Regions from separate parts of the Homo sapiens genome. Here region 1 is linked to region 2. A link is an interaction called in ENCODE POLR2A ChIA-PET data of the cell type or tissue named here. Cell type or tissue: HepG2. All regions are shown on one strand. Each heading gives the region's core, and the rest is flanking DNA. Links, peaks and the distances in the headings are about the cores only. Region 1 overlaps DUSP3 (dual specificity phosphatase 3). Region 2 holds the start of ETV4 (ETS variant transcription factor 4).

Region 1 (14,941 bases), core at 2,192-10,191, 230 kb before region 2:
CGCGTGGGGCCAAGGAACTGGAACCCTGCCTGGCCGGGCGCGGCCCTTCCCCGTGGCGGGGTGCACGGAGCCCGGGTGGCGCCTGCCCGGGTCCCAGCCGCCACCCGCTTGGGGCTTGGCCTTGGGCGGGGTCGGGGCTACCATGTTCACTTAACAGGTGACCCTCGGTCGCCCGGCCGGTCTCCTGCCCGCGCGTCATGTGACAGCTGCCTGGTTCTGCAGTGAGGTCACCGCGGAATGTCTGCCTTCGCCGCCATGGCAACGGGCCGACGTCACAATTCGGGCATGGAATTTTCCCGGCCCGGCAGTCCCGGATCAGGGAACCTAAACACCCCAAATGAGCGAGTCCGGGGAGCTGGGCCGGGATTTCCAGGCCCCCACCTTCCAGATGTGATTTGATTTACAGGAGATTCTAGAACGGTCCAGTGATAACCCCCCTAAGGACCTGAGCCACCACCTAGAAAAGGCTCTTGACCTTTCACCCCCAGGCTCTGTCACCCAGGCTGGAGTGCAATGGCGAGATCTCGGCTCACTGCAACCTCTGCCTCCTGGGTTCAAGCAATTCTCCTGCCTCAGCCTCCCGAGTAGCTGGGATTACAGGCGCCCGCCACCACGCCTGGCTACTTTTTGTATTTTTAGTAGAGACGGGGTTTCACCATATTGGCCAGGCTGGTCTCTTGGCCAGGCTGGTCTCAAACTCCTGACCTCATGATCCGCCCACCTCGGCCTCCAAAAGTGCTGGGATTACAGGCGTGAGCCACCGCACCCGGACAGTAAGAGATTTTTTTTAATTTAAATTTTAAATTTTTTTTCTAGTAAGAATGTCTAATCAGCAGGAAAGAACCAGTGTTAACATTCTGAGATGTGAAATAGGAGCCTCAAGAAAGAATATATTAGCATGCCTGTACAGCCTTGGAAAGCCTCAAGTTGGATTTTCACGATACTCTGAGGACCCAGTTACCAAAATCCTAAGCTTCATGGCTCAGCCCAAGGATGGCATGTTGAAAACTCAAAACTAACCCTCCTCCCATTTTACAGAGGAGGAAATGGTGGCTCAGAGTGTGTGAGGGACTACAAGGACAGGGTCAATGTCTTGTTCATGTATGTATTTCCTGACCTCCGCTATGACCTGCTGTTTAGCCTGCCAAGGACTGCCACGGAAATGGGGGTCATCATGGAACTAGAAGGGGTCCATCAGGCCCCAGCCTCATGGGGACAGTTCTCATCCATTCCATCATTCATTCACCAGTCTGAGCACCTGCTTTATGTCAGGCACTGTACAATGTTCATTCATAGTAGAGATAGTAATAATGATAATTGTAAATTTTTTGAATGTTGAATTATTAATAGTATTAGAGGCCTGGCACGATGGCTCACGCCTGTAATCCCAGCACTTTGGGAGGCCGAGGCGGGTGGGTCACCTGAGGTCAGCAGTTCGAGACCAGCCTGACCAACATGGTGAAACCCTGTCTCTACTAAAAATACAAAAATTAGCTGGGCATGGTGCCTGGCGCCTGTGATCCCAGCTACTCCGGAGGCTGAGGCAGGAGAATCGTTTGAACACGGGAGGTGGAGGTTACAGTGAGCCAAGATCGTACCGTTGCACTCCAACTGGGCAACAAGAGCGAAACTCCATCTCAAAAAAAAAAAGTATTAGAGAAGGGAGATGAATGGGAGTGACTCTTCAAAGTGTTTTTTTCTATCAGCCACTGCTTCACAGTCTTGCGCGGTGTCCTAAGCAGGAATAAACAGAGTCCCACAGTGTCAGCCAAAGGCTTCAGGAATTGGAAAGCTCTAGAGACACCCTTCCTCTTGCACCAAGCAGCAAGCAGGCCTTGTTAGCCTCAGGAATCCCGCTTGCTTGGGCAGGTTGGCCATTCAGCTGTCATCACTTCCCAAGTGGAAACCAAGGTTGTACACGTCTGGTGTAGCCAGAGTGGCAATTGCTGATGGCCACTGTAGAAAATACATCCCTTGCCCTCTAAGCACCTCTGACCTTGACTTGGCCAGGGGTGTGGGGGTTCCTCAACAGGGAGGATCAGTGAGCACCAAGCACCAAGAGGATTTGGGCTCCATTCCCTTAACAAAATCAGGGCCGCAGCCACGTCCTCACAAGGCAGAGCCAGAGCCTGTGTGAGCCACATGTGCCAGGCCTTGGGGGTTTTGCAGCAGATGTGGGCATGAGGGGCAGAGTGAGGTGGAAGATAGAGCAGGGCTGGATGTCGGGAGAAAGGAGGTCTTCTCCCAGATCTGCCACCAGCAGCACACGGGGCCTGTGCCCATCCCTCTGCTCATCCTGTTGGGCCTGAGTTCAAGCTCTGTTAAGCAGGGATATTGCCATCCTTGTTCCTCACAGGGCTGCTCGCAGTGGGCAAGCAAGATCACACAGGAGGTGGCATTTTATAAAGTATAAACTGCTATTTGGACTGGGATGTTTTGTGAGATGAAATAAAGGGGCCTTTTCACCATTCAGACCAATTATTATTTTTATTTTATTTTATTTTATTTTTCGAGACGGAGTCTCACTCTGTCACCCAGGCTAGAGTGCAATAGCACAATCTCAGCACACTGCAACCTCCACCTCCCGGGTTCAAGTGATTCTCCTGTCTCAGCCTCTGTAATCCCAGAGTAGCTGGGATTACAGGCATGTACCACCACACCCGGCTCACTTTTGTATTTTTAGTAGAGACGGGGTTTCACCATGTTGGCCAGGCTGGTCCCGAACTCCTGACAGGTGATCCACCTGCCTCGGCTTCCCAGAGTGCTGGGATTACAGGTGTGAGCCACTGCACCCGACCTTAGATAAATTATTTTGTAACCTCCCATAGTTCTGTTGGGGCCACTTACTCCCCAAGTACTAAATCACCCAAAAGAGCTTTGGAAACGTAGCCAGTGGAATGTGGCAGGTAGGATCCCTCTGGGGGCAGGGAGGGGGCTGCCTGGTACGTGACAAATTTATTCTTTTGCACTCATTCACCGCTTATTTATTCAGCACCTACTATGTAGCAGGTACTATAGCAGATGGTGGGGAAACAGACTTAAAGCAGACATGGTTCCTCTCTCAAGGAGCTCACAGTCTGGATGTCTAAACACAGAAGCACAATCAAGCATTAGAATCATAGTGCTCACTACCGTGTCCAGCTCTGTCAATGGAATAGCCCATTTAATACTCATAACAACCTCAAGGAGAAGGCACTGTTATCCCCATTTTACAGAGAGGGAAACTGAGGCACAGAAAGGTTAAATGGCTTGCTTAAGGTTGCCTGGCTAGTACCTGGGCAGGATGCAGACCCAGTTAGTCTGGTTCCAGAGCCCATCTGTAACCAGTTGGCTATGTACACCCCCACCACAGCTTAGGGAGCATGGGGCCAAATGGAATGGAGGGGAGACAAACACTGCGGAGGGTGTGAAAGATGAGAGGGCGCATTTCTCCAGAGAAGGTGGGAAAGAGCATTCCAGACAGAGGGGACAGCATGGCTATGAAACCACCAGTCTATTTGGGGAAGCTGCTGGCAATTCGATATGGCCAGAGTGAGGGAAGAGGTCATAAGATGAGGCAGGAGAAGCTGGCAGGGGCCAGAGCATGGAGGGTTTCCTTGCTTTGCTAAGAGGCTTAAATCCTTCTCCATCTTCCTCCCCCTGGGGCTGCCATTTGGTTGGTTAATCATCCCCACCACTGTCTCCTGTCCAGGTCTGTGGCTCAGGACATCCCCAAGCTGCAGAAACTAGGCATCACCCATGTGCTGAACGCGGCTGAGGGCAGGTCCTTCATGCACGTCAACACCAATGCCAACTTCTACAAGGACTCCGGCATCACATACCTGGGCATCAAGGCCAACGACACACAGGAGTTCAACCTCAGCGCTTACTTTGAAAGGGCTGCCGACTTCATTGACCAGGCTTTGGCTCAAAAGAATGGTAAGGGACCTCCCACCAGGAAAAGATGGGAGGCAGCTCTGACTGGACTGTCCCTCTGGAAAACAGGCCCACAACAGGTCTCTTCTTAGAAACTCCCTTGTTTCCCATCTTCTGGGGTGAACGACAGAGCTGTAGGTCTCTCTCTGCTCACCTGGCTGGCTGTCAAGTGGCCCCGTGTGTCACAGGATGTGCAACTCATTCACACCATGGCAGCCCCAGGGTCCTCGCGTTTGACTGCACTTTGGCTGGAGGTTGGTTTCCAGTTGCTTACACGTCCCCCATTCAAACAGCTGTAACGATGAGGAAGATGTGTTAATGTGTTAATGTGCATGGCAAGAAGTCCTGAGGTGAAGGAGCATGGGGGCTGGTTGATTAAGGGGCTGCTTGATTCAGCAGCTCCATGGTGGCCTCTGGACCAGGCCCTTTCCCTTTCTCTCTTCTGCCACCTCAGTGTTGGGTGCTCCCGTCATGGTCCCAAGATGGGATCCAGTCACCACATCCAAGCAGGACAAAGTACAGCAGATGAGGCCCTGCAGCCATCTCTTCCCACTCTTTTTTTTCCTCTTCTCTCTCTCCTTTTTTTTTTTTTTTTTTTTTTTTAGATGGAGTTTCACTCTTGTTGCCCAGGCTGAAGAGCAATGGCGCGATCTTGGCTCACCGCAACCTCCACCTCCCAGGTTCAAGCGATTCTCCTGCCTCAGCCTCCCGCCTCAGCCTCCCAAGTAGCTGGGATTACAGGCATGCGCCCCCACGCCTGGCTAATTTTGTATTTTTAGTAGAGATGGGGTTTCACCATGTTGGTCAGGCTGGTCTCCAACTCCTGACCTCAGGTGATCCGCCTCCCTCTGCCTCCCAAAGTGCTGGGATTACAGGCATGAGCCACCGCGCCTGGCCACTCTCTCTCTCTTTTTTAAAGAGACAGGGTCTTGCTATGTTGTCTAGACTGGTCTCCAACTCCTGGGCTCAAGCAGTCCTCTCACCTCAGCCTCCTGAGTAGCTGGGACTACAAGCACGTGCCACCATGCCCAGTCTCTCTCTTTAAGAACAAGTAAAACATTTCCCAGAAATACCCCTCACATCTCATTGGCTAGAGATTCACGTGATTGCCTGGCAAGGAGAAAAGGGGTAGCTGCGGTCAGCTTAGGTTGGCAGTCAGCAAACCACAGCCCCCCTGGCCAAATCTTCCAGCCACTTACGAAACACTTCCTGCAGCCCCCAAATATAAGATAAGACTGAAGGAGAACTACCAAGGCGCTGGCAGTCACCAAGGCATTCCAGCAAGAAACCCTAGAAGGCCACAAAGCAGACATCAGCTGAGCAGGCTGGGCCACTTGCCCTTTCTCCCTTTCTGCTTTTAGCTGTTTCTCTCAGCTCCTCCCTTTACCTCTTCGTCTCTCCCCACCCCAAACCCTCCCAGCGGAGGGGACCCCCATGAGGTGTGAACAGCCTTGGCTGTACTACACTGATGACTCTTGGGCCCAGCAGGCTCACTGTCTGAATGATTTCCAGTAAACAGAATTTTCTAGACCACTGGACAGTGAACGCTCAGGGCTCAGAGAGAAGCTTTACTGTGGAGTATCTGCAGACTTTGCTGACAGGCCCCTCATGGTCCTTCCTGGTCACTGTCACCCCCCAACCCTGCTCACCTCCTCCACTCCAGCTGTACTGAGTTCCTCACCCTGTGTAAACATAGGCTGGGCGAAGGGGAAGGATTTTGTTGTTCTCGTATAATAGCAATTGGTTATTCATTCAGGGAATTTCAAGCTCTCTGACTTTGTTTCCTCTTTCCAAACAACTAGGAACACGCCCTTTTTTTGACCTGTCTCAGTCCAGGTGTGCTGGGTCTTTAGTCTGAAAAGTTCTCTCTGCCTCTCCCTACCCCTTCCTCTGGCAAACTCCACCTTGTCCTTGGCATGGTGTCCTCTCTTCCATGAAGCCTGCCCTCAGGCTGGGTCTACTTTGTTCCTTGTCTGTCTCCTTAGCACCTGATGTAGCATCAGGCACATAGTAGGTACACTGCAAATGATGAATGAGCAAGTGATGAAGAATTCCATGGGCTCTAATGCCAAGTATAAATGCTTCTAAGAATGAGTGGCGAAGTGAGTCAACAGAAACATGCTGGCCTCCAACAGTGTGTGGGGCCCAGGGACCCATCACTGAGAGCTGGGTGGGATGGCTGAGGGTACTCAAGAGGGAGCAGTCACTTCTAGCTGGGAAAACAGCTTCATGGAGGAGGTGGCATCTGGGCTGAGCCTAGAGGAATGGGAGGTTGAACTGGCCCCTTTCCCAGTAGGCTCTGTGTGCACTGGGCATGCAGAGTATGTTCTAGATGGTAAGGTGGCTGCTCTGCAGAGGGTCTCATTCCTAGGGTGGGGCAGGGGAAGCCCCACTCTGAATATTTCGGGCATACAGGCCGGAGGGTGAATGGGCAAGAAAGTGGAGGACTCCTGCTTCCTGATTTGGAAGGCATTGGGAAAATAGAGTGGTGTTTTGGGGGTAGGGTGATAGGAGCAGAAGAGACTCTGTTGGACTCTGGGCTAGCAGATTCCTTGCCAAACAATGGCCTTATAGAGGTGTTAGTAGGTAATAATTCACTCAGCTAGTCAGCAAATATTTATTGAGCACATAGTGTATGCTAGAGATTGTAACGCATCCAAAAATCAATGCCCCACATTTCTTGCCTTTTTTTTTTTTTTTTTTTGAGACGGAGTCTCGCTCTTGTCACCCAGGCTGGAGTACAGTGGCTCAATCTCAGCTCACTGCACCCTCCACCTCCCAGGTTCAAGTGATTCTCCTGCCTCAGCTTTCTGAGTAGCTGGGATTACAGGCATGTGCCACCATGCCCAGCTAATTTTTTGTATTTTTAGTAGAAACGGGGTTTCGCCATGTTGGCCAGGATGGTCTCGAACTCCTGACTTCAGGGGATCCGCCCACCTCGACCTCCCAAAGTGTTGGGATTATAGGTGTGAGCCACCGTGTCCGGCCATTTCTTGCTCTTAAAGAATTCGTCCTCTGGGAGAGAAAAGTCAATCTGCGCATGTCTGGCAATGACACAGGACCAGGGCTGCTGTAGTTGAGGGTGTACTAGGTGCTACCAGAGGATGCCCAGTATTGGGTAACATTTATTGAGTGCACATGGATGCCAGGTGCTAACCTAGAGGATTCATGTGTCCTCTCCTTTAATCTAACCACCTTGTGCAATGGGTACTATTGGCCAGATAAGAAAACTGAGGCACCTTGAGGTTAGGTGGATCATGAGTTAATAACCAGTGTATTGGTCAGGATTCTCTAGAAAAAACAGAACCAATAGAATATACAGTCGGTCCTCCATATCCGTGGGTTCCACATCTGTGGATTCAACTAACCTCAGTCTGAAAAATATTAAAAACAACATAAAAAGATGTTATGTCTGTACTGAACATGTACAGATTTTTTTTCTTGTCATTATTCTCTAGATGATATAATCTAATAAATGTTTACATTGTCTTGGGTATCATAAGTCATCTGGAGATGATTTAAAGTATAGGGGAGGATGTGCTGTGCAGAGGTTATTTGCATATATGATGTCATTTTATAATCAGGGACTTGAGCATCTGTGGATTTGGGTATCGGCAGGAGGTCCTGGAGCCAATCTGCCCTGTGGATATTGAGAGATGGTGTCTATTTATATATATATATATACACACACATACACACACACACACACACACACACACACACATATATATACACGCACACACACACTATATTAAAATAACCCCACCTCTACTAAAAGATACAAAAAAATTAGCTGGGCATGGTGGCATGCGCCTGTAGTCCCAGCTACTCAGGAGGCTGAGGCAGGAGAATTGCTTGAACCCGGGAGGCGGAGGCTGAAGTGAGCCGAGATCGCGCCACTGCACTCCAGCCTGGGCAACAAGAAGGAAACTCCATCTCAAAAAAAAAGAAACAAAACACTACCAGCACCCTGGAAAGCACCCCCAGTCTCTATGCTCCACCACCCCCATCCCCAGCTCCCAGGGCCTCTGCCACGCGGGCTTCTTTTTTTTTTTGAGACAGAGTCTCGCTCTGTCACCCAGGCTGGAGCACAATCTCAGCACAATCTCACCTCACCGCAACCTCTGCCTCCTGGGTTCAAGCAATTCTCTGGCCTCAGCCTCCTGAGTAGCTGGGATTATAGGCTCGCGCCACCACACCCAGCTATTTTTTTGTATCTTTAGTAAAGACGGGATTTCACTATGTTGGCCAGTCTGGTCTCGAACTCCTGACCTTGTGATCCAGTTGCCTTGGCCTCCCAAAGTGCTGGGATTACAGGCGTGAGCCACTGTGCCCAGCCCCTTGCAGGCTTCTGACAGCACAGATGGTTTTGCCCGCTTTCCTACTCTGTGGGCTCATCCACCTCATATGTGTGTGCTGCCTCCGTGTTGCTTCTGCTAAGTGGCAGTCTGGTCATTCTTTGTATTTGTCCTTTCTACTGTGGATGGGCCTTTGGGGGTTTCTAACTGTGGGCCATGATGTGCAGTGTTGCCTGTGAACATTCTGGCCCATGTTCGTGAATGTGAATGCGTATCTCTATTGGACCTGGGCCTGGGAGTGGGATTGCTGGGCCAGAGGGGATGCACGTGTTCAGCTTGAGGAGATACCGCCGTGCCGCACAGCTTTCCAAAGTGGTTGTGCCAATTCACGCCTCACCTCCCCCAGCCACGCAGAAGAGTTCCAGTTGCCCCATATCTTCACCAGCACTTTGGGTTTTCCATCCTTTTCATTTTAGCCATTCTGACAGGCACACAGTGGCGTGACATTGTGCTTTTAAGTGGCACTTCACGGAAGAGTCTTGACCAACGCCATGGTGTGATGGGACGCCCCCAGCTCACCACGTCTCCCCTGTTTCTTACAGGCCGGGTGCTCGTCCACTGCCGGGAAGGTTATAGCCGCTCCCCAACGCTAGTTATCGCCTACCTCATGATGCGGCAGAAGATGGACGTCAAGTCTGCCCTGAGCATCGTGAGGCAGAACCGTGAGATCGGCCCCAACGATGGCTTCCTGGCCCAGCTCTGCCAGCTCAATGACAGACTAGCCAAGGAGGGGAAGTTGAAACCCTAGGGCACCCCCACCACCTCTGCTCGAGAGGTCCGTGGGGGAGGCCGTGGGCAAAGGTGTCCCGAGCTGCCATGTTTAGGAAACACACTGTACCCTGCTCCCAGCATCACAAGGCACTTGTCTACAAGTGTGTCCCAACACAGTCCTGGGCCACTTTCCCCACCCTGGGGAGCACATAAAGAAGCTTGCCAAGGGGGGCGTCCTTGCTCCCCAGTTGTCCTGTTTCTGTAACTTATGATGTCTTTTCCCTGAGATGGGGGCTCAGAGGGGGAAGGCCTGTGGCCTGCATGCTTCCCGATGGCCCACGGCAGGAGGTGTGTGGAAGTGTAAGGCCTAAGATGCTCACAGAGGTCCCTCATGACCTCCCTTCCCCAACTCCCGAATCCTCTCTTGAGTGTGGACCTCAACACCTTGAGCCCTAGTAAAGGAACTATGCAAATGCAGGCCACTCTCCCCACCACGTCTGTGCCCTGCACTGTCCCCACAGCCTTCCACACCCTGTGCATAGGCAGCCCTCTCACGTCTTGAGGTCCGAAGCTGGGGTGGGGGTGTCCGTCAGTTATTAGTGGATGGAGATTCCCACAGCAAGGCTGCATTTGAATGATTTCCTTAGGATGAATGGTCCCTACACAAAGAGGCCTTGTGGGCAAACCTGGAGAACCCTCCTAAATCCATAGAGTTTTCAAAATGTGAATCTTTGGAAGCCTTGAGTTCAGAATCTGCTGCTCTGGAATATTTCCCTTCGATCTTATCTCAGTCACTTCGTTTTTGAGAAGAGTGATGCCTTGGGCATGCTTTTTTTTTTTTCTTTTTTAGAAAACAGGGAGTTGAAGTCCAACCTATTTAAAAACCCCACCATTTGGAGAATTACAAGGGTTTTGTCCTGAATTGTAGTGTTGGCAAGCCCAAGCCACTCGTGCTAACTGCTTTTTGTCTCGGTTGCTATTCCAAGAACAGAAGGAGGAAGTTGGCCAATTACAGCGTGTGTGCATGGATGTGTGTGGGGGGCGTGCCTCTCAGAAACGCGGCCAGAAGACAAGCAGGGAAGTGAAAGGTCCCAGGCACACACCCTGCCCATTGCAGGTGGCTCTTACAGCTCTCTGGTGCCAGCACGGGATCCCTGAAGTGACTCAGCCAGGCAGACATGAGACATGGCGGAGTGTCCAAATGGATCCTTTATTGGTGGTAGAGCAAAAAAACCCAAACACGATAAACCTTTCAAAAGACTTTCTAAGGATGATATTGGAATGCACCAGCCCTCACATGTGTATGCACATTTGCCAGAATATAAGAGTTTTGTTTTAAATACAGTCTTGTTAGGATTTTACGTTATTGTTATTATGGAAAGTGATTGTGATGCTATTTATCTTCAGGGTCACTCTGGGCAAAGAGAAGGTCCTCAGCCATGCCCCCAGCACCTTGCACATAGGTGTCTGATAAAAGTTTAAGAAAGTAAACACTTTTTGAGCACCAAATATATATAGGGCATTGTTCTGGTGGGTGTGTCACGCTCCCAGAAGACTGAATTCATGGTAGGATCACTCGCAAGGCCTTGTGAAGGAGTCTTACCTAAAACGAAAGAAATATCAGGGACTTTTGTTGACTATTTACAACTCAGTTTTACATTTAAATTCAGGCAGTGTTAATATGCCAAGGTAGGGAATGTGCCTTTTTCAGAGTTGGCCAGGAGCTCCTGGCTGGGACACGGAGAGGCAGGTGTGGCGTAAGGCCTCACTCCCGGCTGGGAAGGTCTCTGATCACACAGAAGCAGCCCTGCCCAGCCTGGTCATTTGCTGTCCGCTTTTCTCTGTGACCACAGCAGCCCTGAACAACCAGTATGTGTCTTCTTCTCCAGATAGTGAAAAAGGTGTCCAGATAAACCCACCTAAGTGAAATGGCCATCCTCTAAACTGGGTACCTCACTGCACAGCTTCTAGGTAGCCTTCCAACTTAATCTAACTTGAGCCTCACAGTAACCCTGTAAAGTTAGTAGAGCTTGTTCTTGTATTGTGACCTTTTTTAAAAAAAAGGAACTGAGGTTCAGAATGATTAAGGGCCTGGCCCCCAGGGTTGTCCAGCTCCATAAGGTGGAGCTGGGCAAGATTTTGGGTTTGCTGCTCCCTGAAGCTGGATTCTTTCATACGATACTCTTTCTCAAGAAGGGGGCTCCCTGGGATCTCCAGGTGTACTGCACTTACCCTCAATCCAGCCCCGGAGAAGCAAGTGAAAAGGGTGGGTCCCTCATAGGCTAGAATGTGCAGCTCTTTCTCCAGGTGGGATGTAGCACCCCGAAGTAGAGCTTTCTGCTCTGCTCCTGGAAAAGGCTAGGGAGCTGGGGCTGGGGCTCCCCTCCCATGACCAGGCAGTGGTCACCCCATGGGACAGGCACAGCTACTTACGCGAACACAGCAGGTTGGTGTGGCTGGCTAACTAGGACCTCTCGAAAGTCTCTGTGGGGGCATGAGGGAGAAAAGGCCATTGGGAGAATTACTGCCTTTACTTTGGGACTACTTTTATGCTGATAACTTGGGATTTCTTGATAGTCCTTCACCCCTGAAACCCCGTATTTACTTAACAAGATTTAGCTCTTAGTTCTTCAAGTAAAATTAAAGTCTCTTGTGTAAGAGCCAACACATGCCCAGCTGCGGATGGGAGCTGTTCCTGGACAGCCTTCTACTGCCTGGGAAGTGATGGAACAGGAACTCAGGGTGCCCTTACCCCCTCCCCAGACCTGTTCCCTTTCTTTGACTGACAGAGCACCATCCAGGCAAAATTAGAGCGCCAAATGGTTTTCTTCTCAATCTTAAAGCAGTATACCTTTCCACAGGCTCGTCTGTGTCCCTGCCACTCTGAGTTATCCAGAAACCACCACCTACAAATGAGGGGACTCATCTAGAAGACCTCTAAGGTCCCCTTTTGGCTCTGAGGGGTCTCTAATAATCCCCACTTGGAATTCAGCACCGCAAGGAAATTATGGGTATGTGAGCCATAATATGATGGGCAGCAGGTGGCGCTGCCTTCCACCCATGGTGATGGATGGTTTGGAAAGGGAATGTTGGTGCCTTTTGTGCCACAAGTTAAGATGCTACTGTTTTAAAGGAAAAAAAAAAAAAAAAGTACTGATCTTCAATATGAAGACATGAGCTTTTCTCGCAGGAAATTTTCTTTTTCACAGAACTGGTGTCAGGAATCACTGAAGGGCTAACCGTGATAGTCCTTGCAAGTAAGTCAAGGTTTTATCCTGATTGGAAATAGAAGACATTTCCGGTTGAGAGAACAGATTCGTTGGAAGCTTAACTTTTGTTGCCTCTTAACGCCACCAAATTTTAGGGTAATTTGATTATGAAAGAGTGAATTTTTCTGGACAGAAAAGGGAGAGCTACCAAATTGTTTTTTTCTTTTTAAAAGGAAGTTTAATGTCCGTTGTATCACAAATCAGTGTTAAAACACCAGAACTTTAGCCAAAATAAATGTCTTACATTACAAAGGTATTGTTTTTTTGTCCTTCTTATCACAGTTGGTATTCTTTTACGTTTTTATGCTTAGCTTTTTTTGTTTGGGCTTAGCTTTTATATTTGCGATTTCTAACTTTTTAAAAATAATCATCTAAAACATAGCCGTTCTGAGCTAGTTATAGGTTCCATGATGGCACTGTTTATGCAGTAGATATTGATGAACACCTTTCCAGTACCAGAAATGTTCTGGTAGGAATATTCTTAGGTAGAATGGCCATAATGGTCCTGAATGAAGGAGGTAAGGTTTGTGCTTCTAAGAAAGCAGGGGACTAGGGTGTTCATCTCAAGGTAGCCTCACGTGATGACTGGGTGACATTTTGAGATTTGAGTGATCCTGCAAATGAACAGTCCCTAAACATATCCCCTTCCCCCAGATGCCTTAAATTCCACTATTGGTGCTATGTTCCTTTGAATAAAAAACCTTAGAGAAAGTAGTTGCCTTTTCCTCCCAGACAGAAGTCTGGGCAGAGAAAGCCTCTCGAGGTTCCCATTCCCTCTATCACATGAAGCAATTGGACTCGCTTCCTGTTTGTCAAGACTCTGACAATGTAATCTTTATGGTTCTACACAAAATCTTAAGGCAGAGCACTAAAATATAAAACAGGTAAAAGTTTTTAAGTATAATTTTTAAAAAATTTTTCATTAAAAATAATACTATATGTACATAGTAATACACTTAAACAATGCAAAAGGCTTATACGGAAAAGTGAGTCACTTGCTCCTTCAATCTGTCTCCCCATAAGCATCATATCCTTAAAGGAAAATGTCAAGCATATATAAGCACACATATGTGCATACGTGTGTATATACAGAGATATCTCTGCTTTGTTGTTTGTTTTGCTTAGCTTATATTATGGTTATTGTTTTTATTGTTCTACCCCCTTCATCTTAACAGCTACATAGCATTCCATTGTGTATGGATGTGTAAATAAAGACAAGGTGATTTGGACATCCCTCAATGCAGGGTACTGCCTAAAAGCAGAAGTTTGCCCTCCTAATCCAGATATTTCCTTTTTACCACCTACAAGTGGGAGCAAAATCTGTTTTAAAATGCAGCCAATAAGGAGAATCCTCAGTTTCCATTAATTAGAGATAGGGGCCTCCTCCAGAACCAAGTAGAGAATGAAACCGGATGACCTTTGAGAGTCCTTCCAGATCAAAGATTCTATGATCCCAAGGAGTCAAAGGAGCATAATATACTTTCCAAATTTGGCCTGTCATTCAAAGTCTGGTCCAAATGCCACATCTTACCATAAGGATCCCAGATCCTCCCCAGGGGAAAGAGATTGTTCTCTCCTTTGAAGGCCCATAAGAAAATTGTCCTTTTGAAAAAATGCATCTGGTGAGGATGTGGAACAACAGGAACTCTTTGTTTCAGTGGGGAATGCAAAATGGTACAGCCACTTTGGAGGACAGTTTGCAGTTTAGTTTCTTGCAAAACTACACATACTTTTATTGCACAATCCAGCAGTCATGCTCCTTGGTATTTATTCAAATGATTTGAAAACTTAACGTTCGTATAAAAACCTGCACACAGCTGGGCATGGTGGCTCATGCCTGTAATCCCAGCACTTTGGGAGGCTGAGGTGGGCAGATCACTTGAGGTTAGGAGTTTGAGACCATACTGGCCAACATGGGGAAACCCCTTCTCTACTAAAAATACAAAAATTAGCCAGGTGTGGTGGTGCTCACCTGTAATCCCACCTACTCGGGAGGCTGAGCCAGGAGAATCACTTGAACCCAGGAGGCGGAGGTTGCAGTGAGCTGAGATCACGGCACTGCACCCCAGCCTGGGAGACAGAGTAAGACTCCGTCTTAAGACAAAACAAAACAAAAAACCTGTACAAAATGTTTATACCACCTCTATTAATAATTGCCAGAGCTTGAAAGCAACCAAGATGTCCTTCAGTAGATGACAGTAGGTGACTAGATAAACCGTGATACATCAAGACGATGGAGTATTACTCAGTGCTAAAAAAAAAAAATAAGCTGTTCATGCCATGAAAAGACATGGAGGAACCCCAAATGAATATTACTAACTGAAAGAAGCCAATCTGAAAAGACTATGTATGGGTATATTCCAACTCTATATGACATCCTGGAAAAGGCAAAAATAAAGGTACAGTAAAAAGATCAGTGGTTGCCAGGGGTTGGGGAAAGTCGGGGAGGGATGAATAGGCAGAGCAGATAGTTTTTTTGGACAATGAAAATACTGCCCATCTGTATGATACTATAATGGTAGATGTATGTCATTATACATTTGTCCAAAGCCATAGGATGTACAACACTAGTGCTGTGATGTAAACCATGGACTTCAGGTGATAATGATGTGTCATGTAGGCTCATCAATCATAGCAAATGCACCACTCTGGTGGCGGGATGTTGATAACGGGGGCAGCTGTACATGT
Region 2 (14,941 bases), core at 2,733-10,732:
AAAGCCAAGGCAGGAGGATCCCTTGAGGCCAGGAGTTCAAGACCAACCTGGGCAACAGAGCAAGACCCTGACTCTATAAAAATAAAAATAATAATTAAATATAATTTTTTTAAAATCTCAGAAATAAAACCAGGAATTCTCCCCCCAACCCATTACCACCATTCTCCCAAAAAGATTCAGGTAAGAGTCAAGTCCCCAGGCTTCTGCCAGTGCTGACAGAACTGTCTCTGTCCCTGCCTTATCAAGCTGGGGCGTCCACTCGGTTGCCCATTATTCCTGACAACAAGAGCAAATACAGACACTCTCAGAGGGCTGAGGAGAGGCTAAGTGGAATAAACCGTGTTTAATCTTTAACGAGAGAAATTGCCTTCCCTTAGCAGAGCCCCACCCAGCAGGCTCTGTGGCCCCTCATAATTCAAGTCCGTACTTAATTAAAAAGGGGAGCATCCTGGACTTTCCCCAACTGGCACCAATTCCATTCTCATCCTTCAGCCTGCTGACATTTGTCCGTTTGTCTCTCTTCAACAGAAAGAGAAAAAAATCAAAAGGAAAAGAAAATGTTATATCCTGCAGCTTTCTGAGAGGGCCCGTCCTTGAGCTGGGGCGCTTCATCTAGAAGCAGAGAGGGTTGAAATCTAACAGGAGGAGACAGAACAGGACAAGGAATGCTTTGCATTTGGGAGAGAGCCCTGAGCTACTGCAAATAGCAAGTATGAAAAGCTAGTCACCAGCACCTTCTAAAAATAAAACTTGCTCTCCTTGGGGCATCCTTGATTGCTAGCCTTCCAGCACTGGGCTCCAACATTTCCTCCTGGGACAATATTCCAGAAGAAAGGACGATGCATTTATTTAGCCTTGTTTAAAAATATTAAGATGTGGCCGGGAGCGGTGGCTCACGCCTGTAATCCCAACACTTTGGGAAGCTGAGTCGGGTGGATCACGAGGTCAGGAGATCGAGACCATCCTGGCTAACAAGGTGAAACCCCATCTCTACTAAAAATATAAAAAATTAGCCGGGAGTGGTGGCAGGCGCCTGTAGTCCCAGCTACTCGGGAGGCTGAGGCAGGAGAATGGCGTGAACCCGGGAGGCGGAGCTTGCAGTGAGCCGAGATCACGCCACTGCACTCCAGCCTGGGCGACAGAGTGAGACTGTCTCAAAAAAAAAGAAAGAAAGAAAGAAAAAAAATTAAGATGTTTCTCACTGGGATCCTGACAAGTTCAATTTACAGCTCCTCAGAAGGTAACACTCCTTCCCCAATAAATAATTCTAAAACAATCCCTTGTAGATTTGGCTCCACAGAGGTCATTGTGTTCATTCTTTTACTCCTGGGAATGTCACACTGTCACACACAAGTGGGGGTGAGGAGGGAACCAGAATCTCCCACCTGAAACTTTTTTTTTTTTTTTTTTTGGAGATAAAGTCTCGCTCTGTCGCCCAGGCTGGAGTGCAGTGGCGCGATCTCGGCTCACTGCAAGCTCCGCCTCCCGGGTTCACGCCATTTTGCTGCCTCAGCCTCCCGAGTAGCTGGGACTACAGGTGCCTGCCACCACGCCCGGCTAATATTTTGTATTTTAGTAGAGATGGGGTTTCACCGTGTTAGCCAGGATGGTCTCGATCTCCTGACCTCGTGATCCACCCGCCTCGGCCTCCCAAAGTGCTGGGATTACAGGCGTGAGCCACTGCGTCCAGCCATTTTTAGTTTTTTTATTTTTAGTAGAGACGGGGTTTCACCATGGTCTCGATCTCCTGACATCGTGATCCGCCCGCCTTGGCCTCCCAAAGTGCTGCGATTACAGGCGTGAGCCACCGTGCCCGGCCTCCCACCTCAAACTCTTAACTGCATCTCGGTCTGCTCTGTCTGCCAGAAGAAATCCTTCATGAGTCAGGCTGGGACAATCTGATCTTCTGTTTCTCCCAAGATTCTTGAGGACGTCCAATGCCTGCACCACCCAAGGGAAAAAGAGTCCTCATCTTTAGAACTTTTATATGGAGACTGCTCTCCTCCTCCACAGGGTGCCCCTAGGAATTGAGCAAGACATCAGCTTTATCTGTGCGCTTCCTCTTTAGCCCAATATACTCCCAGCTAGCAGGCTGAAGGAGAGCCCCATTTCTTTGGAGTCTCAAGAGAGATCTCAGGCTGAGTAAAAGATGGAGAGGAACAAGGGAAGTAGTTGTTTTACCTCCCTCCCCAGCACGTTCTCCAAAAGTGGTGCCTTTCCAACCATGTTGAAGGTGATATATATTGACAAGATATTTGTAAAGACATCTATGATTAAAAAATAAAAACCAGGCTGGGTATGATGGGTCATGCCTATAATAACCCCAGCACTTTGGAAGGCCAAGGCTGGAAAATCATTTGAGCCTAGGAGTTTGAGACAATCCTGGGCAACATAGTGGGACCCCATCTCTACAAAAAATTTAAAAATTAGCCAGTCGTGGTGGCGAGCACCTGTAGGCCTAGCTATTCAGGAGGCTGAGGAGGGAGAATCGCTTGAGCCCAAGAGGTCGAGGCTGCAGCAAATGAGACATGATCGTTCCACTGCACTCCAGCCTGGGTGACATAGTGACAACTTGTCCCTGCACCTCCTCCACAAAAAAAAAATCTGCTTAGTTCTATAACATTAAAATAATAAATACATAAGAAAAAGAAAAATGTGCACCAGGCATCTTGGTGCAGGCAGTTAATTTCAGGGGTACATATCCACGTACCCATCATCCAGAAGCCCTGTAATTTAGAGGAAGCAATGTGAAAAGGGGACAATGACACAAGACAAAAGGAAGTCAAAGAGTGGCATGTTTTGGTCATCCTGACCCACCAGCCCATGGGGAGGACCGCAGGCTCCCCATCTTTCATCCCCACCACCTGACCCCTCTGTCTGGTTCATTCCTCTAGTGTCTCCAGTCTGGGAGACACTAAAGGGACATAGGACATTACTTGACCCTATTTATCTCATCCATCTGACCTTGCAGAGCTGTCTCCCAAGGTTACCCCACTGGATTCCACCCTTTAAGGCTCTGGAACTCAGCTCTTCCAGACCATGAGGAAGCTAGGCCTTGAGGATACTTCCATCCTTCTCTCACAGTCACATGGCATAGGTCACCCACAGGATGTCCCCAGCTAACCCAACCCAGAGAACCAAATCCAGCCCTATGCCGCTCATTCTTTGAAACCTGCCCTGGGGAAAGCCTGCTTCTCTGATGGCTCCTGAGCCACCTTGATGTCTGATCCAGATGAATCTATAGCTTCCTCTCCCTACTCATCACAGTGCTCTGATATTCCAGTCTCCTGAGCAAGCCACAGCCTGCCTTTATATGAACATTTGCATATCAAAGCCTCACATTTACATTTTATAACTTAGGCTCCTGGGAAACAGGTCAGAGCTCAGCCCCCAATCTACTAGCGTAGCCGGGAAAGAAGCATTTACCTGTGCAACCCCCACCAAAGATGTGCTGGAGGGTGTCAGGGAGTACGCTGCATGTGTCCACGAAGCTGTGTGTCCAGGAGGGGACTGTGAGCGTCCTGCATCCAAGAGTGTTCCTGTGTATCTCTGGCTCAGGTGTGGCCTCCATCTGGCCTGTTGTGTCTGCATGCCTGTGAGTCTGTGAGTTCAAAGTGTCTGCATGCCTGTGAGTCCATTTGGGGTGGTCCTCAGTCTGTTGTGGGGGGCCTTGGGGTAGATGTGTGTTTGTGAGGGCTCTGTTTCCTCATTTGTAAAATGGTAATGAAAATCCTAATACTTACCTCACAGGATCGTTATGAGGTTGCCTGAGTTAATGCAGGTCATGCACTTACAGCAGGGCATGGCTGTACATGTCGGTTATTGTGACTCGATTCCCAACAGAAATTCCAGCCCCTCTATACCCTCCCCACCAACTACTTCCAGTGGTGTAAGAGGCTAATGTTCCCCTTGGAAATATCACTGTTTTGAGCCTGGACATTCAATCAGAGGTCAGTGACAGCAGCAGTATCTTCTCTTAGCCTGAGGGAGGAAGGCCACTCAGCCTCTGCCAGGGCTGGAGAGGATTGGGAATGTGGAGGGGGCACTTACTCACCAGGGAGCCAGGGGCCCTCCAGAAGAATATAAGAACTCAGAACCTGCAGCCTGGGCAACATAGTGAGACCCTGTCTCTACAAAAACAAACAAACAAATGAACAAACACATTAGCCAGGCATGATAGTGCATGCCTGTAGTCCCAGCTGCTTGGGAGGCTGAGGTGGGAGGATAGCTTGAAGCCAGGAGTTTGAGGTTATAGTAAGCTATGATGGCACCACTGTACTCCAACCTGGGTGACAGAGGGAGACCCTCCTGTCTCTCAAAAAAAAAAAAAAAAAAAAAAAGGCTGGGCTTGGTGGCTCATGCCTGTAATCCCAGCACTTTAGGAAGCCAAGTGGATCACCTGAGGTCAGGAGTTTGAGACCAGCCTGACCAACATGGTGAAACTCCGTCTGTATTAAAAATACAAAAAATTAGCCAGGTATGGTGGCGGGCACCTGTAATCCCAGCTGCTCGGGAGGCTGAGGCAGGAGAATCGCTTGAACCCGGGAGGCGGAGGTTGCAGTGAGCCGAGATTGCACCTTTGCACTCCAGTGTGGGCAACAAGAGTGAAACTCTGTCTCAAAAACAAAAACAAAAAAACTCAGAACCAGAGGGGCACTGGCATCCCTAGAGAGGTCCCATCCTACTGAAGTGCCCAGTACCAACTTAAAGACCTACTGGACTCTTCTTCGTTGTCATGGAGACCACATCAAAGCTGCCTTCCAGGAAGAGCCCTCTGTCCTCCTCTCCACTTCTCTTGGCCAGAACTCACACTTGTCTCTAAACTGGTTCCATCCAGCCCAAAGCTGGGATTTGCTTGGGCTTGTTTCTCCTTCCTTGGGCAGGGTTCCTGCTAAGCTCAATTAATTTGGTCTTTATTGTACCTATTCACTACACAAGCATTTCATGCCACCCTCATAAGCATGCTAACAGGCTGAGGAGGACTTTCAGAGGCAAATGAGCTCTGGAGAGCTCTCCATAGATAAGGATGTCTATACCATGAGGCAGGATGAAAAACATCCACACCAGAGATATAGTCAAGAATGTTGTATATGGCTAAAGGAACTGATTCAGGCTATCATGGAAGGCTTCCTGGAGGAGAGGGACAATAGACATGAGCCTTATAGAATATTACAGCACCTATAGAAAGGGAAGTTTACTTCCATTTGCACAAGCAGATCTCATGGAATGAGCCCTTATGAACACTAAACAGCAATTGTATGTTTTAGCCTTAGTTCTGGCCAGACAGGCCCAAAGAGCTTACATGTGTCATTTCCTTCTCTGAAACTCCACTGCCTCATCTGTAAAGTGGCGGGTGTTAGGTTAGATGAATTTGGGAAGCCACTCCTGCTGGCCTGGCATTTGAACATTCTTTTGTGTTTATCACAAACAGGCAGGATAAAAAATCAGGCTGTCCTCAAAGGAGTGCATAGGCTGGAGACATAGAGAATTGTCTCAGCAAAAAGGCCTTTGAGGATTCATGTCCTTTGTGCCCCCATGGCCACAGCCCAAGCACCCCAGGTCCCCTCAGATGTCTGTCTTGGACATAGCTGCTTGCCTGGAACCCAGCACTGTATCTGACACGATAAATGTTTATTGAAAGAAGTGGTGAATGGATGAGATGACAGAGACTATGACCAGCTTCTTAGCTAAAACTGAAACCCATCCTGCCTCCAGATCATCAGAACCTTTGGGGCTTTTGCTCCTTTTGCTGGCTCTCAGATAAGAGGGAAGATGGCTGAGAGGGAGCTACACTTTCGGAAATCATCTACCCTGGGGCTTCTGGTTTCTGCTGCAATCAGTAGAAAGTGGGTCACAAAACAGCTCTGCAGAGAACAGACCCTTGAGGAAAAGCCTGGATTCTGTGCCAGTTTACATTTATTGATCACCTACTGTGTATCAGTTGTCACATAGCTTAACTCATTTAATCATGGCTTCAGAGGGGTGTACAGGAGAGTGTGAGGGATTTGAGGCTGTAAACCCCAGAGGTGCTGACTAGCTGAGTGACCTCAGGAGAGTTACCATCCCTCTCTGAGTTTCATTTTTAATATCTGTAAGATACAAACGATCCATTTCGCCGGGTTATGGGAACGAAATGAGCACGTGGAAGCGGAGCGCTTCATAAATGCTAGTTATTATTGTTCCTCTGGGCACACAAGCCCGGTCGCCTCCCTCCTGGGCGCACACAGACATGTTCATACTCCCACGTACACGCAGATGCAGAGACGTGTGCAGACGCCAGCCGGAGGAGCACGCGGCGCATCAGACCCAAGACCGTGGCGAGACGGTGAAGAAGCCGCGGGGTCCTCGGCTTCTCTCTTTTTCTCTCGGTTCTTTATGAATGAACTCCAGCCGCGAGTTTTATTTTTTTATGAATGGGAGCCGGAGCACTGAATGAAGCCGGGAGCCAACCCCTACATTCTGATTGGCCCCCGCGGCTGGGAAACTCCGCCCCCCGGCCAGGCCGGACGACTCTCCGGATTGGCGGGCGTGCCCAGCCCTGGGGTTCCATTCACAAAAGTCAATGAAACAAAGGGAAACGGGGGGCGGTGTGGCGGGGCGGGGGGTGGAGAGCTGAGGCCGAGCGAAGGAAATGCACCAATCAGCTGCTCCCCCGGGCTCACAACTGTCTGCTGCGCCCGAAAAACAAGTCGGTGCGCTGGGGACCCGGGGCCGGGGCCGCCTTACTCCGGCCTAGCCCCGCGGCCCTCGGTGCGGGCTCCAGGGCATGCTCGGGACCCCCCGCGGCTCCAGCCCAGACGCCCCGGCCTCAGGTGAGGCTGCGGGAGGGAAAGGGAGGGAGAGTGTCTGTGATTCCCCGCCTCGCCTCCAATGCACACCACACTCACTCTCACCACCCGCCTCCGCAGATTCCAGGGCGGGGGTGGGAGGTGCTGGGATTCAGGGTTGGAGGGGGCGCGGGAGTTGTGGGCATGCGATGGTGTGCGCTTCGCCTGCTCCTCCGCGCGCGCGCGCGTACACACACACACACACACACACACACACACACACACACACACACACGTTCTTATGTAACCGAGCCCGGGTAAAGCAGGGCTGCAGAAAGCAGAAACGGCGAGCCCGGCTCCTGGGAGCAGGTGGGACCTCCTTTGGCCTTTGGCGGGAGGGGAGTGGTGGTGGCGCTCGGCCTGGCAGGCGGAAACCTCGCCATCGCCCCAGTGAGTCGGAGAAGTTTCGCCGTCGGACCCAGAGCCTTGGGACTGCCCCCTCCCCGCCCCCATCGCAGCCCTCCCTGGACGGTGTGCGAACGCAGCCCCCTCCCCCACCAGGTCTCGGCCCCCGCTTGGGGCCCCGGCCGTGCGGCCGGAGGGAGCGGCCGGATGGAGCGGAGGATGAAAGCCGGATACTTGGACCAGCAAGTGCCCTACACCTTCAGCAGCGTGAGCGCCGCGCCGGCCTCCACGCCCGCCCCGCCCCGCACCCAGCCCCTACTCTCACCACAGCCCCCCTCCCCGCAGTCCCAGCGGAGTCCTGGGCTGCCCCGCCCCTGAGTCACCCGAGGACCCCAACCTCGTCCCCCAGACTAAGCGCCTCAGGGTGACTCGCGGGCATTCTCCCCGCTTCTCGCAGAAATCGCCCGGAAATGGGAGCTTGCGCGAAGCGCTGATCGGCCCGCTGGGGAAGCTCATGGACCCGGGCTCCCTGCCGCCCCTCGACTCTGAAGGTAAAGAGCAAGAGAGACAAACCGCGACCCTCCTCCGCCACACACACACACACACACACACACACACACACACACACACGGCCGATTCTGGAACCCCCGCCTGTTTCCCCAAAAAACTCGCCCTCCAAGGGATTTTGGTCATTCTTCTCGGTCCCTACTCCCAAGGCAGGGGAGTCACCGGGTCTTGCTAGGGCCCCTTCTCTCTTACCGTCCCCTCCACCTCACCTCCAATTCCACTATTTACCCCTCAGATCTCTTCCAGGATCTAAGTCACTTCCAGGAGACGTGGCTCGCTGAAGGTGAGTAGTTTTGTGACCTTTTCTATTTTGGGAGGCTGGACAGGGGGACACTCCGTAGCCCCTGGTATTCCACCCTAAGCCCTACACTTCTCCTCTCCCTTCCCTGCCTCAAGGAGTTCTCCAAGGCCCTCTCCCCAGGTCCCTTGCCACTCTACTCACCCCAGCACCCAGCGTGGACACTTATATTGATATTTATTTTCTCTACCCTGAGCCAGGCTTGTGTAACTAGGCTTGAGGATGAATCAGACCATTGTGTGGGGTATTTGCTTATTTGAATGGAACTTGGCCCCAGGCCCATTTTCCTGGTTGAAATTTTCATTTGTAAAGTTTGTTTTGCAGAAGCCGCCAGGCCAAGGTGCATGTTGGGGTGTTGTTGGTGGGGGGTGGGGGGAGAAATTAATTTGTCACTCATCCTCCAGAGTTGCCCAAGCATTGATTCTTATCCCCTGGGTTTCTCTTCTTCCCAACCCCCAGCACCAAACAATTTACTGTCCAAGCCAAAAGAACAACAAAAGTTTAAATAATTCTTTTCGGCAGTCCTTTGGCACAGAGAGCCCAGGGCTCCCTCCCCAAATAGCCTTGATTGTAATTCTAATAGCAAGTGTTCCTCCCTCTTCCATCCCGCTTGAATACCTCTGCCTCCAGGCAAATTCCCCCCTTCCTGTGTGCTGGGGAGTTAGCTGTGAGCTGGCTGGGGTGGGGTCCGTGGCTGGGTCCGTGGCTGGGTCTGATGGGGAAGTGGTGTGTTCAGGAGGTTTCCTGGTTGGATTCTTCAGTGCGTTTTGGTGGGGCCTGAGGGTGTCGCTGGTGGGGCTGCAGGTGGGAGGGAAAATGGTGGTTTAGACAGTCTCTGAGAGGGAAGGGTTAACTACCCCCATCTTAGGGTTTATTTTAACACTATGAAAATGAAGAAGCCAAAACACTAGGAACTCCTTTTTTGAGGTCTTTTTGAGGTATTTTCCTTAGGATCTCCTCATCCCTCCACCCTGGGTATCTAATTTTTTTAAAGCTCAAATCCAACTACCCTGGAACTCTCCATAGAAGCTCGGAGTAAAAAGAAAATGACCCCTGACTAGATCCTTGGAGTGAGACTAGGTCTGTCTTGCCCACTATGATATTCTAAAAATATATATGTTGACAGAATGACTATTTAGCATAGAGCAAGCACTCAAGACATTTTGTGGAAATAATGGCTGAATGGCTGTGTGAGTGCTGGAGGGATCTGGAGGTTCTGAGGGTATTGTGTGCATCATCCCCGACCCTGCAAGTCCTGCATGCCCAGCTCCAATTTACAGGCAGAGCTTTGCCCCGTCTCCCCATCCTTCTTCTGAGGTTCTGGAGCTGGGCTAGAGCTGAAGAATGCAGAGGTGTCAGTTTCCGTGGGCTCTCAAAGACTTCCTTTCCCAGTGCCTGATTTCTCTCTGGCTCACCGGGCTTCATTCCTTGCCTGTCAGCTGAGAGTCCCCACAGTGGGCAGCTCCTAGGGCTGTGAGCTAGGGGTGGGCTGAGGTTGGCATTTTGGCAGCAGCTGGTCCATCTGTGCCTGGGTTTGAGATGGGAGGGGGAGGAAAATGCTCTCATCTCTCTACCTTGGAAGTCCCACCCCTTGGCCAGGGGTCTGGAGAGGGTACAAATGTCTGTCTGTGTCAGTGTCGGTGTGACAGCAAGTGTGTGTGTGAGAGAGAGAGAGAGAGAGAGTGTGTGTGTGTTAGTTACATGCTGCTGCCCTGTACATTTAAATCCAGTGGGTGGGGAGGTGGGGTGGGGATTGCAAGGCGGAGGTGAGGGGGGTGGGCGCTGGGATCTCCTTGGTTCCCTCTCCTTCCTTCTGAGGGAGCAGCTCAGGTTCCCAGCTGGTGATGGATGGCCAGGTCTGAGGGGGGGATGCTGAGGCCGATCGCTCCTTCTCACTTTCTCTGCGGAGACAGATGCAGCTGCCGGGGCCCTGTCCCCCTGCACCATCCCAACACCACCCCAGCCTCCTCTCCTGTCTCTTCCCACCAGGTCAGTGACCCCGGCAACCCATGGGGAGCTTTGGGGTGGCAGGGAGGGACTAGCTTCTTTGGAAACTTGCCAGTGGTGGGACGCATTAGGAGGAAAGGGGACCAGAGCCCAACCTCCCTTTCTCAGTTTGGTTTTTTCCAAAGCCCCAATTTGAAGAGAAGCAGCAGGGGGGTCCTGGTAGTGTGGGTGGGTCTGTGAAGACAGCATTTGGAGGAGGCACAGGTTGGAGCCGGGCAGATACAGGAAGATTCCAGTGTGGTTGCAGGTTCAGTGTCCTGCGTCCGGGCGTTGAAGGGTGAGTGTGAGTGCGGCTTTATGGAGGCAGCTCACATATCCTTGGGGTTGGGTTTTTGTACACAGGGGTGAATGATGTGAGGCTAGGAGGGCGTGTCTGATTTGGGGGTGCCTGGGATCTGTTGAGATGTTGGGGAAAGAATCAGGCTGCTACAGGGAGACCCAGGCTCAGGCAGGCTGAGCCCAATATGTGTCTGGCTATGGTAAAAGATATGCTGGTTTTTTGTCCAAGGTTCCTTTCCAGGCTTGTCAGGAGCCCTGAATCCTTGGGGAAAATGACTTTGTTGTCTATTTGGTAGTAAGGGCCATTGACTCTAGGCCATGACCCCTTTGTGTGAGGCTCAGGTCTGTGGATTCCCAGAAGCCCTATGGATAGGTTGCTGGGATCCTTGATCCCTCTGATACTGTGTGTAAAATTGCTGGAAGTGCACCATACATAAAGGTGTATGGATTTTTTTAGGAAGAGAATGACCCATAGCTTTTATCAGATTCTCAAAGGGATCGATCGATCTGCGCTCCCCTTTTCACAGGAATCACTGCTCCCCAACCCTCCTCCAAGGGCTCCAGTCCCTTTGCCCTTTGGCTGTCCCAATCATATTTGTAGGTCAAAAAAAGACCCCATGTGTGGAGGGCATGCATGGAGGGCACATTTCACCCTGTGCTGTCTTGCTGCTGCAAGAGTGAAGTAAAAGGAATTAGGGTGTGTGCATCCCTGAATATGCGTCCGAGTGCATGTACACTGGTGCCTCGGCATGTCTGTGGGGAGGGATGAGGTTAATCTCCTCCCTAATCTTTCCCAGCTACAATGCCTCCTTCTCCATCTTTCTGTCTCTTCCCCTTCCTGAAGACTCTTGGGGACAAATATGTCCCCTCCACAACTAGTGAACTGGTTCCTTCCAGTACAGAGGCTGCCAGGGTGGGGGCAGGGTAAGGGACAGCGGTGACACAATGGAGCAGAAGCTCTGGAGAATGCCTCTACCCCCTTCACCCTATGACTGGATCCTGGGAAGAGGGTGACCGAGCATATGTAGTGTGGGTGGCTAACCTATGGTGAGCTTCAGTGTATCTCTGTTTTAACCTCTCAGTTCTTCCAGAATCCAGCTTGGGAGACCCCCCAAGCCCCTCCTCTTTTTTTACTAACCCCCCTTTTTGAAAGGAGAGTCCCTAAAATTCTTTCTCTCTCTCTGGGCATTATGCTGTCTTGGCACTTTTCCCACCCCCTCCTTAATCATCTGCCTCGTCCCCAGACAGATAAACTCCATCTTAGTACCGGGATGGAGCTGGGGACAGACCCTGGCACACTGGCTTGGCAGCCAAGACTCAGCCAAGTTAACAAATAAATAAAGAGAGTGGTGTACACTTAAGACGAAACATGGTAATTAAAAATTCTCCTGCTCTCCAGGAACGCGAGGCTCAGTGTTCCTGTTTCTATCCTGTTGACAGTCTCTGGATGACTGAGGGCCCTGGCCTACCCCTTTGGGAGAAGGCCAGTGTTTGGGGGAGGGGCTGAGCTAGGACAGATTTCTCCTGGCTCTGGGAAGAGGATGGCACCACCTCTTTTGGGGTGTGGTCTGTGTGCTGGAGGAAGCCTCCTCCTGGATTCCGGGCCTGGAGGGGTCCCTGGTTAAACTGTCAGGCCCGAGGCAGGAAGAAAGGCAAGATGATGCTGAGGGTTCTCTGCTCTCCAGCACCAGTGACGCCAGCAAGAGATACCCCCAGCCCATTACCTCAATGGAAAGTAGCAGTTAATGAGGCCCCAGGGGTGGGGCCGGAATGCGTCAGCCACCCCTGAGTTCTGCACCACCCTTTCCCTTGGGACCCTTCTTGCCTAGTAGGAGGGAGGGAAATGTTGGTCACTCTGCTCCCATCACCCCAGCTTCCTGCCACCTTGGGGGATGTTGCCTCTGAATGGACCAGAGGGCACAGTGGGGAGCCTGGCTTTGCATCCCTGGGCAGGTGGACAGATTTGGCCTCTTACCCTCTATCCAAATGTGCCTATTTTTAAGGTTGTGGTGGCTGAAGTGAAAGGATTACCTGAGCCCAGGAGTTAGAGGCTGCAGTGAGCTCTGATTGTGCCACTGCACTCAAGCCTGACACAGGAGACTTCCTTATAATAGATTTTAAAATGCAGATGCCTGGGCCCCACCCCAGTCCTATGGAATGGGACTCTCCGGAGGAGGGGACTGGGAATCGTGTTTTTATTTTATTTTTATTATTGTTATTTGAGACAGGGTCTCACTCTGTTGCCCAGGCTGGAGTGCATTGGTGCTATCTTGGCTCACTGCAACCTCCACCTCCTGGGTTCAAGCGATTCTCCTGTCTCAGCCTCCAGAGTAGCTGGGATTACAGGCGAGAACCACCATGCCTGGCTAATTTTTGTATTTTTAGTAGAGATGGGGTTTCGCCACATTGGCCAGGCTGGTGTAGAATTCCAGACCTCAGATCGTCTGCCTGCCTCAGCCTCCCAAAGTGCTGGGATTACAGGCGTGAGCCACCACACCTGGCTGTAATCGTGTTTTTAACAACGTCCTGGTGACTCTTGAATCAGGCCAGTTTGGGAATGGTTGTCTTTTTGCCGTGTTTGTGCTCCTGAAAAGATGTGTGCTGGCTGTGTGTTTCTGTTTGTTCTTGCCAGCGGATTTCATGTCTCATTGATGTCTTTGGTCACTTCAGACCAAAGTATTATTATGTTGACTTGTCCTAAGTTCTCGTTTAGCTGCTGGTGGCTTGTGATTGTTAAACTCCCTCTCCCTAATGCTTCTGTCAAGAAATCAACTATCTATTAATATAAGCCTATGTTTATAAACACTTGGCACCTCTGATATTTAAAGCAAATTGTTGAAGAATATTCTTGCCAAGCAACATATCACAACCTAAAATATCCCCTGTGAGATGTGCTTTCCTGGAGAGGACCTGCCTCTAGTGTTGCCTTGTGTGTGGAGAGGGGGAGCCTGCAGGGAAGGGCTAGGATGGTCAGGATCTCTTCAGTGCATGCCCTCAGGCCCACAGTGCTGACTTCTGCCAGCCTGAGGACAAACGATTATTGCATGTTTATTCATGTAGTCAAGAAATAACAGCACTGAGCGTCTACTCTAACCCTGTGCTGGGTGCTGGGGCATCAGATGACAAAAAAGATAAAGCTCTTGCCCTCACAGAGCTTAACTTCCTGGTGGAGGAGATAGGTAGATAACAAACAGGTAAACATAAATTAATATATTCAGGTGGCAATATGTGCCAGGGAGAAAACAAAACATAGATGCAATAGAGAGCCAGGAGGAACCACTTTGGTTTAGGGGTGGTCAGAGAAGGCCTCTCCAGAGATGTCAAAGTGAGCTGAGACTCTGATGGTCAGGAAAAAAAGAAAAAGGCAAGAAAGCATCTGGGGAAGAAGGAACAAGCTCAGCAGCTTTGAGGGCTAGAAAGGAGACCAGAGTGCTGCAGATTCACAGGCAAGGAGAGGCAGGTCAGAGAGGTAGGCAAGGCCAAGTCATGCAGAGCCTTGGAGGCCAAGGGCAAGCGTTTGGATTTCATGCTTTAAATAACAGAGAGAAATGATTTTATTTCTGTTGTAAAAAGATCACTGTGACACCTAGGTGGAGAGCAAGGGACCATAGGAGGTAAGAATGAAAATAGGGTATCCTGGTAAGAGGCCGTGGGTGAAATCCAAGTAAGAAATGATGGAGCCTTAGCCTAGAGAGAAGCAAAAGAGATGGGATATGTATTTGTATAGGCCGGGGGTGTGGAGGTTTTTTCTAGCCATCTCATACCCCTCACCAGCCATTTTGACCTCTCTGGGCATTTTATCAGTTTCCCCATTGTCCAATCTGAGAGCAGTCTCCAGGGAAGGAGAGAGCAGTCTCCAGGGAAGGAGAGTCCAGCCTCCTCGGGCTACAGGTTCCACTGCATCACCCTAGAACCACTCTCTTCCTGGAATAATATCAGGAAGTTCTTCTTGGTGTCTACATTTCCTGCTGTGATCCATTTATTTTTGAGAGAGGGGCAAAAGTGGGCCAAGACTCTGGGATCAAGGGAGATTCTTAGCTGTATAACCACCTGAGAAGCCCCGCTCTGGGGAGGCCAGAATAAGAACTAGAAATCAGAGTTTGATGTTCAGGTTAGAAGCCATGGATGAGCTGCTGCTGTATTTCAGTTTTCCTGCCTATTCCCCAACCCAGCTCCACCCATCCTGGCATCCTGGGAGAGCTCTTCGGATCACCAACCTTGGGAATCCCTCCCCTCCTTAGCTGCACATTAAGGGGATGAGGCACCTATGTACTCAGCCAGTGTCCTTTGCCTTCTGCAGTGGTCCCAGTCACCAGCCTCCTGCTCTCCCACTGTCATCCTCCTTTTTTATTTTATTTATTTATTTTTGAGATGGAGTCTTGCTCTGTCGCCAGGCTGGAGTGCAGTGGTGTGATCTCAGCTCACTGCAACCTCCACCTCCCGGGTTCAAGTTATTCTCCTGTCTCAGCCTCCGGAATAGTTGGGATTACAGGCGTGCCACCACGTCCAGCTAATTTTTTTTTTTTTTTTTTTGAAATGGAGTCTTGCTCTGTCACCCAGGCTGGAGTGCAGTGGCCTGATCTTGGCTCACTACAAGCTCCGCCTCCCAGGTTCACGC

The links. ChIA-PET counts read pairs that join two places held together with the same protein. Peaks named below come from ENCODE experiments on the same cell type or tissue, not always from the same donor. Only the 100,000 strongest peaks of a DNase experiment are listed, where the experiment ranks them.
Region 1: POLR2A ChIA-PET joins it to region 2 with 10 read pairs; 2 of 35 experiments call an interaction of 5 or more read pairs at or near these places.

Annotation. Positions count from the first base shown.
Region 1 is chr17:43,763,689-43,778,629 of GRCh38, reverse strand. DUSP3 (dual specificity phosphatase 3) reads left to right here. Exons shown (of 3, transcript NM_004090.4): 2 at 3,692-3,918; 3 at 8,816-12,505. The coding sequence ends at 9,021. Among named protein-coding and RNA genes, the nearest start is that of DUSP3, 7.8 kb to the left of the region's middle. RefSeq lists a silencer at 1-162 and an enhancer at 95-389. In HepG2, for the core only: no CTCF peak of the experiment used is centred there; a DNase peak (open chromatin) is centred at 6,469.
Region 2 is chr17:43,538,056-43,552,996 of GRCh38, reverse strand. It overlaps ETV4 (ETS variant transcription factor 4), which reads left to right and starts at 6,657. Exons shown (of 13, transcript NM_001079675.5): 1 at 6,657-6,812; 2 at 7,329-7,439; 3 at 7,630-7,723; 4 at 7,975-8,022. The coding sequence starts at 7,380. It also overlaps a transcript of DHX8 not described here. RefSeq lists enhancers at 6,232-6,391, 6,513-7,290, 7,291-8,068, 12,095-12,595 and silencers at 6,482-6,531, 6,552-6,691, 6,742-6,861, 7,312-7,361, 7,402-7,461. In HepG2, for the core only: a CTCF peak has its summit at 8,821; DNase peaks (open chromatin) are centred at 6,606, 6,926, 7,346, 8,296 and 1 weaker place; H3K4me3 peaks cover 4,871 bases; H3K27me3 peaks cover 653 bases.